Regions from separate parts of the Mus musculus genome. Here region 2 is linked to region 1. Evidence: chromatin loops called from intact Hi-C (ENCODE). Cell type or tissue: left cerebral cortex. All regions are shown on one strand.

Region 1 (8,000 bases):
ATGTGTTTGAAGAGTATTTGAGAACAACTATTTCAGTGTGACGTTTCCAACCCAGATCTCTCCGCAGTTTTAATTGGCCCCACACACATGCCAGCGGTCAGGAAAGCTATCTGCAGTCTAGCTTTGTCTCACGTTCTCTGGAGAGTCTCTGGAAGGGCTGTGGTACCACGAGAAGTTGAGGAGCCTACTGTGCACTTCGTCTCGGCTCACCACATGAACAATTTAGAATTTTTAAACATCGACAATATTTTCGATTAGAACGCAGAATGCCAAAAGGTCTTGGATTTAATGGCATGTGGTTGTGCCGAGGCCCCACATCGCCAGCATCCTGTCTGTTTCTGAACGTTTGCATGTGTCCCACCCCTCCAGGATGCAGGAGCCGCATGCTACACTGACATTCTCCAAAACTGGACTTATGGGAATGCCACTTCTTGCCGTGCCCCAGCTCTTTAGCTTAATTTCCCCATTTTTTTTTCTCCAGGGAAACTAAGAATCCCAGCTATAAAGACTATTAATCTACCCCAAATTTCTTATAAATGTTACAAGCTAGCCACACCCACTTAGAAGAGGGCATTGATGATTTAGATTTGTTCCAAAATTTACATCTTCTACTTAACACTCTATGGAAAGAGATCATATTCATGCTATCTTTTGGAAATAACACAGGGGGTAATGTGGAATAAGTCAGTGTCTCAGAAATCATGTGACACTAAATAATGTATCTTGGTTAGTTCTAGGGCCATTTCTGCTTCTTATTGATGCTGCTCATGAGTGAGAGTCTCCTACCCAGAATCTCTCACTAAGAAGTGGATGAAGCTTGGTCAGAAACTTGACAGCTCATTAATCGGCCAGGATGATGCTATGAAAAGCCCCTCTTAGTCAGCTAAGGTGCATTTCACTGCAAGGCCACCAAGCTACAGTCTGGCCTGCTTTACACATACACTGGAGTTAAAACAATACCCTGGAGTGTTGGCTCAGATTACTTCAAGGGCCGTTCAATTGGCATCTGCATAGTCAGAGCAAGCATGAAGGATGGTGAGGAGTCCTTCAAAACAGCACAAGCCCTGTGGCCTCTAGTAATATGAAGCGCCTCCAACGAGTGGTCCCCCCAGGTGGCTCCGTGAAGTCTTCCTCTTTTTCAAAAACACCTCAGACCCTGTCAATGAACCTTGAGGTGAACACGCCTACTCACGGTTTTACCTCATCACAAACATATATCCAAATCGTTGAGAGATGCTGCTGCCTGTCCACAAAGCCCAAACCAATCAAATGCTCATCACATCCTCTCCTAATGCATTTGACGTAAATGGCTTTTCAGCGGAACTGGGCTGTGATCGAAGAGCTGTTTGATAGCAGCCACTTGTGCATACCGCACACTTATGCTCCGTGTTTATTACTGATAGTATTCTGTTCAGAAAAATGAGTCTTCTCATGTTGAAAATTAACCTGATCTTAATGGAGAAAGTCTAGAGGTCACAAAAATGCTACAATTAATTCAGCACTTCTGTCTCCAAGTGTCTACAGAGCAGCAAATTATGAAACATAATTATGGCTGTGGAGCATCAGAGCACTTGGCAAATTCAGGTAGTTCTGTTGAGACAAATAATTTGGAATTGGCTTTGGCCTTAGGTTGAATTACTTGTGGTTTCAACTGGTACATTGCCATGTTGTAGACACATGAGAGGGACTCTAGGGGCAGGATGGGTGGGGATGCCAAATCTAATAAGGGAAAGAAAATGGTTATAAATACAGGGTGAGTTCCTCTAAAAATAATTGCCTTGAAAAGAACTCTGCTGAAATCCAACACATTGCATTTCTGTTTCACTTTATAGCACTCATTAATAGACAGCTTAAAAACATGTAGCAATTCGCTCTTGTAGTTCCAGCCTTTGAGGGCAGAGGTTGGAGGATCATAAGTTCAAAGCCAGCTTGGGATGCGTGATGATAAAGAAATAGATGAACTGGCTTCTACCACACTAATATCATGCTCTCCTCTCCCCCCACGCACGCACGCATGCGCGCGCACGCGCACACACACACACACACACACACACACACACACACACACACACCTCTGTATCTCTGTTTAACTCTTGTTTCTGTCTCTCTGTATATAAATTACATCATCACGAGGACTAAGGATGAGCAATGAAATGTAGATGCACAATAGATGCTGTGGATAGGCAGGACTTCAAAAGAGGATCTACTGGACCTGTAGAGTCTGTGACTGCAAATGGCTCTGTCTTCGCTCAATACCATTTTCAGCAGGGGACAGCAGACTTTAGAAATTCCAAAGCAGAACTTACCAGATCGCAATGCATGCTGGGAAGTCAGGTGACTAGGTGGTTTGGTGCAAACATTCCATTCTCTCTCTTTCTCCCACATTTCTATTCCCCCCCACACACACAGCCCTATCTTTTTCTCCATCCCCCTTTCCTCTCATTTCTCGCCCTCTCCTACTATTTCCTCACTTTCCAGCAAAAACTGTGGGCTCAATCCAAGCAAAAGAAATAAACAGACTGGGATGAGAAGTTGGTCAGGGAACAGGTTTGACTGACTCAGAAAGATGAAGTCAGGAATCGGTTTGACAATGGCGCACAGAGATGTCTTTCTGCCATCAGAGACCAGGACAACATCTGGTCTAGCAGGAGGCAGAATGAAGGGAAAATGAGATAGTTTGTCCCCAAAGACAGCAAACAGCCTGACAAATTCTTATTTAGGAAATTGATGTGATAAGAATAGTACTTATGAGGGCACTGGGCACTGCTGGCCTGGAGATATGGCCCAGAATGTGCAAGACCCTGGACTTCATCTTCAGCAACACACACACACACACACACACACACACACACACACACACCACCACCACCACCACCATCAATACCAACACCTCCGACAACAGCATTCCAATACTGAGTGACATAAACGAGTTTTTCATCTTCAAGATGCAGAGCCACCCCTCTATCCCTGTGATAGGTCACAGAATTAGCATGAATTCCAATTAACCAAAGGGCATCTTGTTGGCAGCTCCCAATGCCACCGAGAAAGGTTCCAAGACCATCTGATGATGTCTGCAGTAAGAGCAAGGCAGATGCCTGTAGGGAAGGGGTTTCCTCACTCATCCACTGCTGGAGTTTGACGGAAGGGTGTGTGTTAAAGATCAGTTGTGAAATAGGAACTGGATAGACAATGAGAAGAAGGTGGCAAGGGTATGCAAGCAGGAAGGGTTCCTAGGTGGAAGGATTGCAAGAGGAAAGCAGTAGACATACATTTTGGTCTAAGAATGGGTGGCTGGGGAGACGTGTGATGCTTAGCATTGGATGGCTTTAAGAAGATGCTGCATCTTTTCTCCCTGGGTCCTGCAGGCAGAGAATGTGATGCTAAAACCTGGAGTGAGCCTCAAGTGATTTCTCAGAGTCATTTTGGACTTGAGGAACGTGTTATTTCCTGCACCTAGTCCCCACCCCCTATGTTTTCAAAATACCTTGAGATTCTTAGAGAGTTAAATGACAAACCCAGTATAGCTACCACTTTGCCAGGGTGGTGTCCTGGGTGTTTGTGGAGAACACAGAGCCTCCCTTACTGGGAGGAAAATATGACCTGCTTTTGGTTGTGTTTGTTTTAGAGGTGTGAGAAGCTGTTTTAAGAAAGTGGGGTTGCACCCTTCATTTGTGCAGAGATTATATTCTCTGCCTGCCATGTGTCTTAGTTAAAGTGTGCCCTTTCTGCCTGTGTTAGAGCCCATTAATTGGAACGAGCCTTGTTCAGCAAGCTCAGGCTTCCTTCTTGTCTGGCCCTCTTCTCCAACTACACCTCTCTGCGTCTGAAAGCAAGGACAGGTCACTCTCTCTTGTCCTGAGCATTTTGATGAAATGTTCTCATGAATGCACCTGTGTGTGTGTGTGCGTGCGCGCTCAAAGGCATGGAAGCTTGTTTTTTAATCGGAAGTGTTTTGTTTTCCTTGATTTTAAAACTTTAAATGGAGCTCCCTTGGAGGCTGGTGTTCCAGGCCCCTTTATGTCTGCACGTCCACGTTTTTTTTTTTTTTTTTCATGGTGCAGTATAATAGCTTTTGTTTCAGAAGTACAGGGCAAGAGGACCTCAAATGACAGAGGTCTGGATTATATCCATAACGTGAGATTTGGATGGCAAAGCGGAGGTTAGGGGACAGTGACAGTGAGTGTTTTCCATCGGTGAGCCCAAGTCCTTCTTGCAAGATGGGCACAATGGGCACTGTTCTGAGCACACAACAGTCTCTGGCGGCAGAAGCATCGACACACTCACTCACATCTTACACAATGGGGCTGGCGCGGCAACCTTGCCCAGCAGGACGGCACCAGCTCCCCGGGGGCTATTGTTGCACAGACAAAAGAACTTTGTCTCTTGTGTCTCCGCTGAGCCTTGGGTGTAAACATTGCTGGTTCAGAAAAATAGAATTTTGTTTTCCTCATTCTCATCTCTATTCCTCTCTCTGTGTGAGTCTGAAGTGAAAGGAAATTTCAGCCTTGGATCCAGATTCAGGAAACCCCATAGAGAACTTACAATTTTTCAAATGAAAAAGAAGAGTGAGATAGAGGGGACAAATGAAAGACCCCCCTGGATCCCTTAATCACACTGCTAGTGACCTGGGGGAATGTAGGTGAGCTTTTCAGTGACTGACTTGGTTAAATTCTTTTCAAGGTGTCTGGTCACTGTGGGCACAGTTCTCTTTTAAGACAACATGCTAACACTCAAGAGCCCCTTATTTTCTGTGAAGCAGAGAAGTTGGATGATAGGCCCTTTATTCTAACTCCAAGTCTAGAAAGAATGGCTCTGTCCATGGTCATGATCACTTGGGAGATTATAATGATTTTCTTTTCAATTACTGCCCACTCCATTGTAAAGAGAGGGCCATTTATTGAAGCAGGCGACCACAGTTACTGTGTAGGGTGAGCTGAAGCAGGCTTTCTTCTTGAGTTCACATGTGGCTACTAAAGAAGCCAGACAGCATTGGTCTGGAGCAGAGCATTCTGGGTCTGAATTTCAGCTTTATTTCTTAGTACCTTCGATCTTAGTACCTTAGCATCTCTATGCAACTTATATGTTCTTCCAAGGTCTTGCTTTTCCTGAGTTTAAAACAGAGGTAATAGTAGTGTTTAGTTAAGGACAATTGTATAATTAAATGGGAAACATCAAAAGTCCATGAAAGAAGGGCTGGAGAGATGGATCAACACATGGTCAGGAGCACTTCTCTTGCAGAGAAGACCCATGTTTGGTTTCTAGCACACATGTAGCAGCTCCCAACATCTGTAACTCCAGTTCTGGGGCATTCAACTCCCTCTTTTACCTCCATGTGCACCATGCACAGGGTGCACATTCTTATCTGCAGACAAAACATCCAGACACGTGAATAAGAACGACAATAAAAACCGGCCAACAGAGAGTGGTTGCGATTTTTCTTCCACCCAGTCTGCTAGTTTACTTAAGGATGCCTAGCCTCTGTCTGCAGCCTGCCCTGTGGTCAGGAAGTTGATCTCTACCCTTGCACGTATGCTCTGTATCCCTTTGGTAATGCAAGCAGAACAGGCCTAGTCTCAATACCTGAGCCATTTATGCTCTTGACCAAATGGAGGGCCTCTCCGATATTTTCTACCAAGCTGCCTTTCTCATTTCTTGCCAGTTAAATATTCTTATTTTTGTTTTCATTTAAAACATTTCACTCCAGTCTTTAATCACAACTCTGTCTCAGAAGTAAAGTAAAAATAAGCCAAGCAGTCATTTGACATTTTAACAATTTATGTTTTTCTTGTAATGCGTCTTTTTACTTCGTGCGAATAGTATTTTTCATAGAATCAATTTGAATATGGAACTCCGGTAGGAGAGACTTTCTGCTCATCCTCCAAAAGGAGTGTAATCTAAAAAGATAGATATGGATGTATATTTATAAGCGTATAAAGAAGCTACACATTAATTTTAACGACACATGAACATAAAACATGAATTGTGGCTGAAGTGTTGTATTTGGGTAAGCAAAACGAAGTCCATTTAGCTGGTGGAACGGAGACAGAGCAATAGGTATGGTCTCAGAGAGTTGTGTGCACATCTGTGAAAGAGACTAGACTGATGGACCTGTCAGTAACAGAAGAGAGAGCCCTTGAAGGATGAGAGAAGGCAAAGAACATGTTACTAGAGTGTTCTAGATTAAAAGTGAAGAGACATTCTAATTGTATGTACCTGACTCAGGGTGACTTGAAGTGACTGTCATCAAAGTTGATCACATGGAAACTCCTGGCTTGGGTCCCTTCCTTCCTTTTACTGTGGAAATGGAATTTAGATTTGGAGTTCAAGGCATCTCTAGACGTTCCTGGGGGCTCTACATGCGATAGCTCAGTGTAAAGAGGCAACTGCACCTCCCATGCTCTCCATCAGTTGCTTAGTTGGCAAATGATTTATGCTTTTTGAGTTTCAGTTCCATTATCAGTAATCTGAGACAGTAGCAATTGTCTCCAGGATTGTTGGAAGGATGGCCTCAGAGTCCAGGGTCAGTGCTGGACATGTAGAAAGGTTGAAGCAGCACTCATCAATCACCACCATCACGGTCATTGGCACCACCATCAAACAGTAGCAGTACCATCGGGGACCATCTGCGTGGTATATGCATGTGGACTGATTAACGGTGATCCATTCCATCTAGAGCCCGTGGACCTCCTGCTTGGTAGTTTGCCATTTCTAATATCCTACCAAATGACCCAGGGACAATACTTCACTGGTGCTAAATACTTCTACCTCAAAGATTTCCTCTTTAGAGTCAATGGATTAGGCTCATGTCTGAAATTAAAACATTATCAGATAAACATAGGCACTGAGCGCTGGTCAGGAATGCGCTTGACTGTCAGTTCCAGCCACACGAACCATCTTTTACTCACGAGAGGCTGATTATACATCACGTTGATTTCAAACCCAGAGGCCATCAAGGGTATCCTGATGCTAAAGACATCACTATTTTAATGATCTCAGCTGAAGAGTATTTAAAAAAAAAAAAAAAAAAAGAGTGCTGCGCTTTCAGACCTCAAGACTTATTGCTTGTATTTTCACAGCTTTCTTAAAGTAAAAAGGGGTGTTGTGGAAAATGATAAAATTTATCATTTATAGCGAAATATTAATGTAGCAGCAGGAGATTCGATGAGGCCATCTATCTATGAGCATTCAGACTTCAAAGGAAGCATAAACATGAAATTAATGGTTTGTCTAGTGTAAGAGACAAATAAATGCAAATGTGGGCTCATTAATATCAAGTGGATGACTTCTTGGTTTATGGGGTTTGGATTGATTTTGTCAAAGGCCAATAGATTTATTTTAAAAAGTCTTTGGAATTTAGCATCCATACACCCATTATTGAGAGAAATAAAACTCACAGCACTCCTGCACGGCCTCTCTTCCTCCTCCTCCTTCCCCCAGCTTAGATGTTGCTTTACTGAGATAAAGTTCTCACATTAGGACTTACTTTCACACTGAAATATGTCCCTTGTAGGAAGCGCTATAAACGTCAGCATTTTCCTCAGCATTAGTTTATGGGCAGAGTGAATTTTAATGGCATCATAATCTCATGGCAATCAATTGCAGTGCTTGGGGGGGAAAAAGCTCTGGTGGTGTCCATTAAATGGGCTTTGCATCACTTTTAATGCTCTGAAATCTTGAAGTCTCTCTCTGTCTTGCCTATTTGTATATAGATAAAGTAGTTTTTCTTTTCCTCCCCATTTTAGGCTGGGACAGCATTAAATACTTATAGTTACAATTTAATTCTCTTGTCAAGGAGGTAAAAATACCTTCCTTCTTCCACTTGAACAAAAAGGTACATGGGTGTTGGTCCTGATACAATGTGGGAAACCAAGGCAGAGTCTCCGTGGTGGCTTTTTAACTTAGTTCTAGATTGGCAAGTCCCTCCGTTTTGGAGTCTAGCTGCTGTGGTCCAGGTATCGTGAAGAAACGGAGTACAGCAAGCAGAGCAATGCCTACTCTCT
Region 2 (8,000 bases), 610 kb after region 1:
AAGACAATCCACCTTGTAGCAATCTCCAAAGAAGACTGTGTGCTCTATTAAGTCCTCAATTTGCTTTTTAAAAGTTACCAAATGTGCTTTTTCACAACAACGAAGAGCCATCTCCCTCCTGGAGCCAACGGAGTTTGTCACCCAGCTTCCTCGGCTTTGAAAAGCCAGCCATCAAAGAGCAAAGGAAATGTCATGACTTTGGAGCGGTCAGAAAGCCCTTAAGTCGCAGTGCAGGCTATTTCTCCTTTTGTGGCACAGAAAAGAGTGGACAAACACAATGAATACATAATCCCATTGTGCTTACACATGTGTAACAATCCTTCAAAATGAGGTGAGGGACAAAGATAGGAGATAGCAAGGCGGCCTGGGTCTTAACAGGATGGCTGGAAATTGTAGGGCCTGAACTGCTTCTGCAAACACAAACATGCACGCGGCAGCCGCAGCGGCAGCCATGAGAAAATGAGAATTAAAAATGGCATCCAATTCAGAACGCCAAGAGGCTTAGCCTAAGTGGCCTCTGCATAATTCACTTTGGACCCTTTCAGCCTGTCTGTTCCAGAGACAGGTCGGGGCCAAGGTTAGAGTCTTAAGCCATTCAAAATAACTGACTTTTAACTAATCATCAGGGTCACCGGTGGTTGGTAAAAAACACCTCTTCATGGTTTTCTCCTTCACCAAAGCCTTTCCTACCTCTTCTTGAAAAAAAGAAAAGAAAAACAAAAATTAAAAAAAAGAAAAGCCTTGTTGTCTTATATCCTGGTGTTTGCCCAAGGCCACCATTCTTCATCTGATCCCTGTAGCTTCCTCTTCTCCACTTTGGATCTTGGGGCAAACAACATGGTGTGTGAGCACCAGGTACCCTGGCAATGGTCTGCCATACCTTCTGAATCCGTGTGGTGTGTTTACATTCAGGAAAAAAAAAAAGGGTAGCCAAATGAACTTAACTTACCATTCCTCCTAACGTAAACTTCTATTCTGAGTCCAGCTCTTCCAAGTCTCTTTTCCAGCCAATAAATAAACAACCACAGTTTCCATTCTCATATCTCCCCGAGACCGGGGAGGACTATCACAGAATTGTGTTTTCTGGTCACCACAGGGTCACAGGACACTTGGGCTCACGGTGGCCATGGTTGCTTACACAAGACTCACCCAAGATCATACCTATCAAACTTCAGCCCAAATGGAGGAAGGATGCATGAGGCCCCACCACTAGCAGGGGAGCAATTGGTGGCTGGCAGCTACTAAGGAAGGGAGAGTCAGTTTTCTTCAGGGATTTGGCCCCCATAGGCTGCTCATCTTCCAGTATATGTACCCATGTACATCCTAGAACCATTCATTAGACTAAGCAGGGGTTTGGTTTGTTTGTTTGTTGTTTGTTTTTAAATTTAAAAAGGGGGCATGTTATTGAGGCAGAGGGACGGAGCAGAGCGCCTGCAGAGCCCGTGTCTCAAGGCTGCTTCTGAACCACTGTGTTGCCTCTGTCCACTCTTCGCCAGTGTAAGTCCCATGGTAAAGTCCCCATCTGTAGCTGCCCACTCTAGGGTAGTGGTACTTAACCTTCCTAATGCCCCAACCCTCTGACAGAGTTTTCCATGTTGTGGTGACTCCCAACCATAATAATTACCTTCGTTGCTATTTTATTTGTAATTTTGTAACTGTCATGAATCATAATGTAAATATCTGATATTCCCAATGGTTTTAGGTGACCCCTGTGGAACCCCCAAAAGGGGTTGTGACCCACAGGTTGAAAACTGCTGCACTGGGAGCTCTGAGAATTGCACACACACACACACCCCAAGTTAGCAAGAGAACAACAATCAAAGATGTCCCACAAAGCAATTATGGTCATGCTATGACAGTATTAAAGATCTTAAAGGTCCCTCAGATGGTACCTGGCTGAAGTGTAGCAACAGAATATTACTAACACGTGACCCAGGGCATGGGGCTTTGATTGCTCACGCCTCTTTTCCTTTCCCTTTGATGCCCATGTCCTTTCCTGGCCAAGGCCTCTCCCTGGGCTTCCCTCCCATTCTTTCCACTCACAGTGGCTTTGCTCCTTCCTCTCCAGACATTTGTCTCCCTTCAAAACCCCATCACTCTTTGGCCACCTTCCTAATATGAATCTTTTTGGGCCTGTTGTAGCCAGCGCTTCTACACAGCAAAGAAGGATGCTCTACCTTTAAGTGAGGCAACAAAAGACTTACAATCATGACTGGTACTCCCGTCTTTTGTTCTTGAGTTTTTTCCTATCCCATCAGCCCCCCACCCCTGTTGCCCACCTCACCACTAGCACCAGCCACGTGTAACAGTGACTTAGTAATAAAATTAACAATAAATCATGTTGATCATGTGTTAAATAAAAAGGACGTGAAGTTGAGAGGGAGACAGGGAGCCAGGGACATGGAAAGAGTCGGAGAGAGGATGAGGAGCCGATACGATCGAATTCATTGTACGCGTGCATGAAATTTTCAAAGAATATATTTTAAATGTATTTTTTCTACTTAGTAAAGCAATATTTTGTCTAAGGGTGCTCCATGCTCATCTCCAGGGTTCACCTTCAAGATACAGAACCCATTCTGCAGCTTTTAGTGCTAGAACATAAACACACACACAACCGAGGTAAATGAGATATAACATCGACTAGAAGACACATCCTGACTTCATTCAGAGTTGAAACTCTGAGACACCACACCATCATTATACCCCTAATACCACTCTGGTTTAAAAGGGGGTGAGGAGGGGCAAGGAGGAGTGAACGTCAATTTTATTTAAAAAAAAAAAAAAAGTTTCAGCCATCCCAAGGTCAGAGGGAAGGCACGTGTGTTTTGTTTCTTTTTTTTTTTAATTGAAATCGTGAGATTTATAGACAGTACATTGATGTACATTGATGTGTATTAGACTTGCCAGGAACCCGCCGAGCCAGGTGTGCTAAGTTTTCCGGAGCTCTGGACAATGGCCACAGCTACAGCACAGAACCCAGGCACTGCTGAAAGCACTTTATTTTATTTTTGAGGGTTTTTTTTTTTTTTTCAAGACAGCTCTGTCTGTCCTGGAACTTGCTTTGTAGAGTAGGTTGGTCTTGAACTCACAGAGATCCTCCTGCCTCTGCCTCCTCCCAAGTTCTGGGATTAAAGGTGAAGCGCCCCCCACGCCCCTCTCGGCACTCAAAGATGGATTTGAGTTTAGAGGTTTAATCCATTGACATGGTTGGAAGCACGGCAGGGTGCAGGCAGAGAAGAAGCTGAGAGTTCTACATCTGGATCTGTAGGCAGCAAGAAGCTGCCTGTGTGTTTTCTCAAGTGAGTACACGTGGAATGGAGCAGAGAGCCTTCATGCCACAGGCACATTCCCAGATGGATAATATCAGTAAAGAAGGCATATAGACTAAGGCAACTGAATTTTCTGTGAGCCCTCATGTCTCCCTGAAAGCCACTGAGCATCCTGGGAGATGTTGTCTCCAGTCTGAAGACCACAGGGATAGCTTTGTGTCTGAAGTCCAAAAAGTACAGTGGGTTAGACGTCTAGTCCAGGATAGACTGACTGTATAAGCCACAGTGTCTCAAGGTTAGCTCAATTTCCATGGCTAGCAACCCAGAGTGGTACACTCTATCCCAGGAGCCAGCAAACCAACACTGAGACATAAGTGTAACTCTAGCCAGTATTTCATCAGAACAAACACCAGCTCCCCCATCACACAGATTCGTAGTAAAAGCCCCTCACTTTCATCACAGTTTGATACAAAGGCCTGTCACGTGAACACAGTAAGCATGCCTAGGTGCTTATGAAAATGCATGACGTTTTAAAAACGTCCTTCTGTGCTTTAATCCCCCTTTAAAATTAATGTTCTTAAATCCTGAGGCTGCTGTGATAGGATCTCAGCCATCTGCCCCTGCCAGTTCCTGTGGCATCCTCTGATTAGCAGGGCTGAAGGCACAAGGGTTTTATTTCACAGGAACCCACTCATTCTCCATAGGTCTCAGTCGGGAAGACAGTCCTTCCTTGACTCTTCTTAAAGAACGGAGAAAGAGACACCCAGGACTTGGGGACTTCTCCATACTCGTGACTTTGGACATGGCTTTTTCCCTGGAAGCTTCTGACTTCTAAAAAATGGCCACTCCGGGTCTGTGTCCAGGTCCTGGCTATCTCTCTGACATGTTCTGCATATTCAGTGACACCCTCACCTTCTCAGATCTCTAAGTGCTTGATGATCAATGACTTTTAAAACGTGAAATAACAAAGGGGTCTGGCAGTATTAAATGTTCTACCCAGTGGGTACAAGGGACTCAGAAGACTATGGCTGCTCACGTTTCAAACACCACAAAAACCAGGCTTGCTGAAAGGAATGCAACATGACTGTTGGCCCCACTTTCACTTGACAGCAAAAAATAACTTATCTCCCTCTCCATGAATGCTATCAAATCATTAAGACGTTTTAAGTTTGAGTGACTCCCTCAAATTCTTGTGGCCCTTGCTCTGCTCTGTTCCTTTCCACTGCCCTCCTTGCTCAAGCTGGCTGCTGAGTCCAAACCCAGCAGCACCAGTGTCCCAGGTGTGGGAAAAGCCATGGGAGAGCCAGCCGCTATCACATCCTAGCTCTCTGCTGCCCCCTGCTGGAATGAACCCTTCACCTTTCATCAACCATCGAGTTCCTCCTAACTTCCCTCCCATCCCGGGTGGGTAACCGCCCTTTCTTTTTTTTTTTTTTTTTGTTTTTTTGTTTTTGTTTTTGTTTTTGTTTTTGTTTTGTTTTTGGTTTTGGTTTTTTTTGTTTTTGTTTTTGTTTTTTTTTTGTTTGTTTGTTTGTTTTGTTTTTTTTTTTTTTGGTAACCGCCCTTTCTGACACTCTAAAGAGAATATGACTTGTTAGGACCCTGAGAAACCCAAGCCCACGCCTACAGGAGTTCCGAGACACCTCTGCCACCCAGCCCCAGAAGGGCGCGCTAAAGCTCACCCCACTTTGATCCTTCCTGCTCCCTCAGCTTCCTTTCTCGCTGAAGTTACTGTGTCTATTGAGGATGGCAGAGTTATAGGATCGCCTCTGTAGCAAAGTTGGGAGGAAAAAAGGTTAGGATATTTCTCTAACGGTTTTAATTTCAAATTTTTATAATCTATATGGAAGTGTTATGAGACTATGTGGATAGCTCACCAGTTAATCCACAAAATAGCATTAATAGTACTATCTATAAAATTCTTGTCTATAATATCCCAGTTATGCAAGTAATGTTCTAGATAATATTTTAGTTCCACTCTGGATTCAATTAAAAATCATTGAAGAACATTAAATTTTGTTAGGTTTCTTCAATAACCTTTAATATGGAATAGTTCTGGTATTTGGTGGGCAGGAGACCTTAACAACGCATAGGATTGTCCCAACACTTGAGAACTGGCCTAAGCCTCACCAGCCTGGTGATTGCACAGGTGGTCAATGCAGGCTTAAAAATCACCGACAGTTAGCTGAACCTGGGGCCGATGCCACATTACAGACGAAAAGAAATTTTATATACTTTAAATACACACTCAATTTTTGAGGATAGCAATAACACTGTCAAGGTAATGTGGGACCTGTTTTGTTACAAACCATTGCAAAAGTTGTTCGTCATCGCAACCAAAGTGTCTCAGGCAACAACGCTGTTTGTAGCAATTAAACCAGCACATGCGATCCGTGCGGCTCTGTGCTCGCAGTTCCATTGTCACTGTGACTCTACGCTCAAGCCTGAGACATAAGTATATTTCCCATACGGCAGTGTCCAAGTAGTTGAATGTAAAATGAATGAGTCAAGTGGCTTTGGTTTTATTTCTGCATCATAATCCAGCTAGAACACTCCACTAATTTCTTAATTGTATATATAAGATCAAATTTACCTATGAGTTTTGCTCATAATAATAAAAGATTTGACAAATTACTAGTTGTAAGAAGGTATTCTAAAATGAAAACCTGCCACTTTACACACTAATCTAAAACAATTCATTAAAAACATGTTTATTTTTATTATTTATCTTTGAGATTAATATAATTATATAATCTTCTCTTACCTTAAAAAATATGCAAATTAGGGGACTGTCTATATAGTCACTAATTATAATTAATCATCTTTAGGCACAATTATATTAGGGTTGTGATTTCTTTTTTAACTTTTTGCTTATTATTATTAACAGGTGTGCATGCACGTGTGAGTATGAACGTGTGTGTGTGTGAGAGAGAGAGAGAGAGAGAAACACACATATGGAGGTTAGAGAAAAATTTTCAGGATTCAGCTCTCTCCTCCTATCTTTACATGGAATCTAGGACTAGAACTTGGGTTCCAGTCTTTGGTGGCAGTTTATCCAGTCAGCCATCTCTCCAGCTCTAGAGTTGTGTCTTCTAAAGTCCTATATTAAGGTCACAGAAGCACCTGCAGATAAAGTATGAGATCATCCACATGGTGGAGAGAGTCAGAAAGAGATGAGAAAAGACGAGGCCAGGGTCAACACGTGTTCCAAATTAAATGGTGAGAACGTCAGGCCATTTTACTATTCTCTCACTTTTTAAATTTTTCTGTTATAGCAAAATTGAATTAAAGAAAAGAGGAGTCCTTCTCCGTGCTGGGGTTGGGAGCACTGTTTTGTTCTTCAGCTCCTTCCAGGATTTATTTACTCTTCTGAAGTGAAAAAAAAAAAAAAGATTTCAAATCAAAAGCCTTGGCTTTCAAGAATGTCGCCCTTGATACGAGTTTTTGAACCTATTTAGAAAACTCAACTGTCAAGAATTGGCTCTTGATCTGTTCCTTTGTGTCTTCTTCTCATTGACCTTGGCAGGCTCTGTAAGATGGAAGAGAAAAGACACCAGAGAAGGTCAGAGATCTAGGGGCCAGAGACCCCAGGAGAGGAAAGGGGTCTTTGATAAAGAGCCATGCCCAACTATGCCATCTCCTTGCTTCTCAGGTCACATATATCCCAGGCTTCTGGTCTCTCCTCTCCGGGCATGTGAAGCCATGAAGCAAAACTCACTGACCTCTCCTATGTTAGAAGGGTCTTGTGGTCCCCAGCTTCCTCTCTTCCTTCCTTCCTTCCTTCCTTCCTTCCTTCCTTCCTTCTTTCCTTCCTTCCTTTTTAAATTGAAAATAGATTTTTTTCTCATATAATATATTCTAATCACAATTTCCCCTCCCCCAGCTCCTCTCAGATTCCCCCCCACTTCTCCATCTACCCAAATCTATACCCTTTCCTTCTCTCTCTCATTAGAATACAGTCATCAAAAGTATGATGATGATGATGATGATGATAAAAGATGAAATCAAATAAACAAACCAGAACAGGACTAAAGAAACAAAGAGGGTGGAATACCAATGAAAAAAATAAGAAACATATATAAACTTTGAGACACATACAGAAAATCCATAAAAACAAAACTGGAAACCATAATATAAAAGCAAAAGATACACAATGTTGAAAGAAAGGAAGAAAGGAAGAAAGAAAGGAAGGAAGGGAGGAAGGAAGGAAGGAAGGAAGGAAGGAAGGAAGGAAGGAAGGAAGGAAGGGGAAGGAAGGAAGGAAAGAAGGAAGGAAGGAAGGAAGGAAGGAAGGAAGGAAGGAAGGAAGGAAGGTCCCAAAGAATTATGAGACAAAACAAAAAACAAAAAATACCACGGAGTTCATTTTGTGTCAGCCATCTTCTGTTTCCCAAAGCTGAACCTACTCTAAATGAGGGGCTCTTTTACAAGCGTGTGCTCAGTGTTGGCCTGCAACAAGGACAGAGCAAAATGCTAGGCCTCAGGCAAGCGTGGTCTGTAAGGGCAGAGAGTGCACAGGGGCAGTCCCCACATTGACAACAGAGACAGGGACATTGTCTCCAGAGGGTTCTAAGCTTCTGCAGGGCATGTGCTTTCTCTTCTGAGTGGCTGGCTTTGTCTCATCCAGGAGCCTACTCAGTGGGTATCCACTGATGCTGACCCTGGGCTAGCTAGACTCTCTGTATCCACTGATGCTGACCCTGGGCTAGCTAGACTCTCTGTATCCACTGA

What was found. Peaks named below come from ENCODE experiments on the same cell type or tissue, not always from the same donor. Only the 100,000 strongest peaks of a DNase experiment are listed, where the experiment ranks them.
Region 2: a loop joins it to region 1, with 2.6 times the contacts of the local background. A loop is called at or near these places in 7 of 42 quality-filtered maps.

Annotation. Positions count from the first base shown.
Region 1 is chr9:99,766,583-99,774,582 of GRCm38, forward strand. No RefSeq gene overlaps it. Among named protein-coding and RNA genes, the nearest start is that of Gm23949, 20 kb to the left of the region's middle. In left cerebral cortex, no CTCF peak of the experiment used is centred here; a DNase peak (open chromatin) is centred at 4,293.
Region 2 is chr9:100,378,087-100,386,086 of GRCm38, forward strand. It overlaps Gm34397 (a long non-coding RNA gene), which reads right to left. Exons shown (of 5, transcript XR_379751.2): 5 at 6,705-6,798. Among named protein-coding and RNA genes, the nearest start is that of Gm34397, 26 kb to the right of the region's middle. In left cerebral cortex, CTCF peaks have their summits at 4,612 (motif pointing left) and 4,814; a DNase peak (open chromatin) is centred at 4,594.